Linked DNA regions of Homo sapiens: region 1 is linked to region 2. The links are chromatin loops, found by intact Hi-C in ENCODE. Cell type or tissue: pancreas. All regions are shown on one strand. Region 1 holds the start of PAX6 (paired box 6). Region 2 overlaps ELP4 (elongator acetyltransferase complex subunit 4).

The links. Hi-C counts contacts between places; a loop is a spot of excess contacts. Peaks named below come from ENCODE experiments on the same cell type or tissue, not always from the same donor. Only the 100,000 strongest peaks of a DNase experiment are listed, where the experiment ranks them.
Region 1: a loop joins it to region 2, with 4 times the contacts of the local background. A loop is called at or near these places in 2 of 110 quality-filtered maps.

What each region holds. Positions count from the first base shown.
Region 1 is chr11:31,808,846-31,811,345 of GRCh38, forward strand. It overlaps PAX6 (paired box 6), which reads right to left and starts at 2,477. Exons shown (of 14, transcript NM_001368894.2): 1 at 2,270-2,477; 2 at 1,983-2,170. RefSeq lists enhancers at 2,043-2,500, 2,315-2,372 and a promoter at 2,260-2,500. In pancreas, no CTCF peak of the experiment used is centred here; DNase peaks (open chromatin) are centred at 1,276 and 1,446; H3K4me3 peaks cover 949 bases; H3K27me3 peaks cover 2,198 bases.
Region 2 is chr11:31,743,998-31,746,497 of GRCh38, forward strand. The region is part of intron 9 of ELP4 (elongator acetyltransferase complex subunit 4); the gene reads left to right. The region is part of intron 2 of ELP4-AS1 (ELP4 antisense RNA 1); the gene reads right to left. Among named protein-coding and RNA genes, the nearest start is that of ELP4-AS1, 23 kb to the right of the region's middle. In pancreas, no CTCF peak of the experiment used is centred here; no DNase peak of the experiment used is centred here.

The DNA.
Region 1 (2,500 bases), 65 kb after region 2:
TCCTGTGCACCGGAGAGGTCAGACCCCCAACTGCAGCCTCAGCCCCCCAGCTCAGCCCGAGGCTCTGTACGGCCTCGCTGGGGCCATAGAACCACATCCTGAACGAAGGAGTCTCCAGACATTTTGGAGTCGCCCCAGCCTTGGACCACAAGAGAGTGGTCACTGCCCCCACCTCTCTGTCCCCAACACAAGCCTCAGTTTTCAAATGCTGTTCTTTTTTTAATTACTTAATTCTCAAATTCCATCCCCAAACTCTTTAACTGAGGTAAAGGGGAGAGCTCTCGGTCCTCCCGCCCCCAGCCAAAAGAGTAATTAGCAATTATGATGACAAAGTTTTACTCTCTAGGGCCAAATAAGATAACAACTAATCAAACTGCCTTCACGCTTTTGCAAAGGTCACTGGCTATAAAAAATGTAATGTCAACCGCAACAACTATTATTTCTCTTCAGTAAACTCGCCAGGCTCAAGCTCTTTGCCTTTCATTTCATTTTCTGCTCCCAGCCCCTTCTAAAACCTTCCCAAGTTCGAGTTAAACGTCCAGAATGGCTTAGGGAGCTTGGGAGAGTATAAGAAAAATAAAAAGGAAGAAAGAAAGAAACCACGTTCACTTTGTTTTTAAACTTTCTAGAAATCGCTCATGAATGAAGAGCCAGGTTTTAGCACTCGAAAAAGAAAGCATTTCCACTTGAAATTCAACTCCATTTCCCCCAATTACACTTGCTAAAATTCAGGGCTATTATGGCGCAGGGAGACTGAGAAAATCTGCACAAGGAAAGAGGCAACAACTTTATGAACTTTGAAAAGACACTTTTCCTCCTGGGATCTTAGAATCGAAAGCTCTCAAATTACTCCGACTAATTAGCCGGGAGAAGAAGTGATCAGACGAGGGGGAAGGCCAATGCTTTCATACAGATTTATTTTCAAGGCCTTACCAAGAAAAACATAAGGGGATTCGGAGTAAAACAAACAAAAAAGCAAACCAACTCTGCACCTCAAAACTTGCTGAAATCCCAACACCTGGTGAGACTGGATCAGAGGAAAACAAGGAAAAATACCCACCAAGCGCAGGGGGCCGGAGAACAGGGAAGAGCCCCAGCCTCCGCAAGGCAAGGGAGATGAGAGTCGGGGGAAGCCTGGGGAGCAGAGAGTTTTCAAGTTCCGAGCTCAGCGCTCCAGTGGAGTTGGGGGCAAGAGCCCGGGGGCTGGGTGGAAGCTGACAGTCCTCCCGCTCGGCTCTGAGCTCCCTCGGAGCGCGCGTTCCACCGCCTTGGCCTGGTGGCTTCCTTCCCGGCTCGCGCTAGCTCGCTCTTCCCTCTACCTCCAGCGTGCGGCTGCCTTGCCGACTGACTCCACTCGGGCTGGTGGCGGGCGCGGTGCCCCCCTCGGCGCTCGAGTGCCGGCTGACTCTTCTGCGCCGGAGCCCAGTGCGGCACAAAGCCCGAGGGCCGGCGGGCGGGCGGAGACGCGGCGAGCAGGTTCCCTCGGCGCTCCCTCGGCGAGTCCTCGGAGCGCCCGCTCTCTGCGCGTTCGCTGGGCCTCGGGCTGGACAAAGCAGCCGGCAGCGGTTGCTCTCTGCGGCCGTTCCAGGGCCTTGGGCACCACAGAGCCTCTTCGTCTTTTCCCGCGGGTCGGGAGCATTGGGCGACGCTGGGGCTAGGAGCCGCGGCTGCTGTCGCGCCTGGAGTCTCCCTTCTTCCCGCGAGCTCAGCCCGCGCTGGCGCTGGCGCTGGCGCTGGGGCTGAGCTGGCCGCCCGCCCCGAGCCCTGCGCCGCTCCCGCTCGCCGGCAGTCGCCCTCCGACGCGGGCTTTCGCTGGAAGTAGAAAGTTTGGGCTCCTGCGTGGAAACTTCTCCGGCCCAACTCTCCCGGCGTAGCAGTGGGGGAGGGGACCGGCGAGAGGGGAGGAAGGAAGGGGGGAGGAAGGGGGAGACCTGTCTGAATATTGCAATAAAAATAAAGCGAGAAGAAAGAAGCGGACTCACCTTTATGAGGCATCCTTTCTGGTTGTCACAGCTTCTGTCAAGAGTTTTGTTTGGTTGGGGTTTTTTGTGCTGCTGTTGTTGCTTGAAGACCACAATGGTTTGAAATGACGGTGTTTTAAAGGAGTTGCTGGTGAGAGTTTTCTCCACGGATGTTGCTGGGTTGGTGTGTGAGAGCAATTCTCAGATTCCTGGGAAGGAGACAGAGATTGACAATAAAATGGGCTGTCAGCGGCTGGAGAGTGAGAGATAAAGAGTGTGGGTGAGGGAAGTGGCTGCAGCCAGCACACCTATGCTGATTGGTGATGGCTCAAGTGTGTTAATGTGTGTGTGCCGGCGCCCGGCCTCGCCTCCACCGCTCCTCACTGGCCCATTAGCGAAGCCTGACCTCTGTCATCATCCTCCAGCAAAACACTTCCTCCTGCGCCTGAACCAGAGCGGGAAATGAGGCCGAGCCACGGTTCCCTTTTCAAACCCACTAATCACTCCGCAACATGCAAATGCACCGCTCGCTCTCACAC
Region 2 (2,500 bases):
GACCAATAAAGAAGAAAAGAGAGAAGAATCAAATAGACGCAATAAAAAATGATAAAGGGGATATCACCACCGATCCCACAGAAATACAAACTACCATCAGAGAATACTATAAACACCTCTATGCAAATAAACTAGAAAATCTGGAAGAAATGGATAAATTCCTCAACACGTACATCCACCCAAGACTAAACCAGGAAGAAGTTGAATCTCTGAATAGACCAATAACAGGCTCTGAAATTGAGGCAATAATCAATAGCTTACCAACCAAAAAAAGCTCAGGATCAGATGGATTCACAGCCGAATTCTACCAGAGGTACAAGGAGGAGCTGGTACTATTCCTTCTGAAACTATTCCAATCAATAGAAAAAGAGAGAATCCTCCCTAACTCATTTTATGAGGCCAGCATCATCCTGATACCAAAGCCTGGCAGAGACACAACAAAAAAAGAATTTTGACCAATATCCTTGATGAACATTGATGCAAAAATCCTCAATAAAATACTGGCAAACTGAATCCAGCAGCACATCAAAAAGCTTATCCACCATGATCAAGTGGGCTTCATCCCTGGGATGCAAGGCTGGTTCAACATACGCAAATCAATAAATGTAATTCTGCATTTAAACAGAACCAAAGACAAAAACCACATGATTATCTCAATAGATGCAGAGAAGGCCTTTGACAAAATTCAACAATGCTTCATGCTAAAAACTCTCAATAAATTAGGTATTGATGGGACGTATCTCAAAATAATAAGAGCTATCTATGACAAACCCACAGCCAATATCATACTGAATGGGCAAAAACTGGAAGCATTCCCTTTGAAAACTGGCACAAGACAGGGATGCCCTCTCTCACCACTCCTATTCAACATAGTGTTGGAAGTTCTGGCCAGGGCACTCAGGCAGGGGAAGGAAATAAAGGGTATTCAATTAGGAAAAGAGGAAGTCAAATTGTCCCTGTTTGCAGATGACATGATTGTATATCTAGAAAACCCCATCGTCTCAGCCCAAAATCTCCTCAAGCTGATAAGCAACTTCAGCAAAGTCTCAGGATACAAAATCAATGTGCAAAACTCACAAGCATTCTTATACACCATTAACAGACAAACAGAGAGCCAAATCATGAGTGAACTCCCATTCACAACTGCTTCAAAGAGAATAAAATACCTAGGAATCCAACTTACAAGGGATGTCAAGGACCTCTTCAAGGAGAACTACAAACCACTGCTCAATGAAATAAAAGAGGATACAAACAAATGGAAGAACATTCCATGCTCATGGGTAGGAAGAATCAATATTGTGAAAATGGCCATACTGCCCAAGGTAATTTATAGATTCAATGCCATCCCCATCAAGCTACCAATGACTTTCTTCACAGAATTGGAAAAAACTACTTTACAGTTCATGTGGAACCAAAAAAGAGCCCACTTCGCCAAGTCAATCCTAAGCCAAAAGAACAAAGCTGGAGGCATCATGCTACCTGACTTCAAACTATACCACAAGGCTACAGTAACCAAAACAGCATGGTACTGGTACCAAAACAGAGATATAGACCAATGGAACAGAACAGAGCCCTCAGAAATAATACCACACATCAACAACTATCTGATCTTTGACAAATCTGACAAAAACAAGCAATGGGGAAAGGATTCCCTATTTAATAAATGGTGCTGGGAAAACTGGCTAGCCATATGTAGAAAGCTGAAACTGGATCCCTTCCTTACACCTTATACAAAAATTAATTCAAGATGGATTAAAGACTTAAATGTTAGATCTAAAACCACAAAAACCCTAGAAGAAAACCTAGGCAATATCATTCAGGACATAAGCATGGGCAAGGACTTCATGTCTAAAACACCAAAAGCAATGGCAACAAAAGCCAAAATTGACAAATGGGATCTAATTAAACTAAAGAACTTCTGCACAGCAAAAGAAACTACCATCAGAGTGAACAGGCAACCTACAGAATGGGAGAAAATTTTTGCAACCTACTCATCTGACAAAGGGCTGATATCCAGAATCTACAATGAACTCAAACAAATTTACAAGAAAAAAACAACCTCATCAAAAAGTGGGCAAAGGATCTGAACAGACACTTCTCAAAAGAAGACATTTATGCAGCCAAAAAACACATGAAAAAATGCTCATCATCACTGGCCATCAGAGAAATGCAAATCAAAACCACAATGAGATACCATCTCACACCAGTTAGAATGGCGGTCATTAAAAAGTCAGGAAATAACAGGTGTTGGAGAGGATGTGGAGAAATAGGAACACTTTTACACTGTTGGTGGGACTGTAAACTAGTTCAACCATTGTGGAAGTCAGTGTGGTGATTCCTCACGGATCTAGAACTAGAAATACCATTTGACCCAGCCATCCCATTACTGGGTATATACCCAAAGGATTATAAATCATGCTGCTATAAAGACACATGCACACGTGTGTTTATTGCGTCACTATTCACAATAGCAAATACTTGGAACCAACGTAAATGTCCA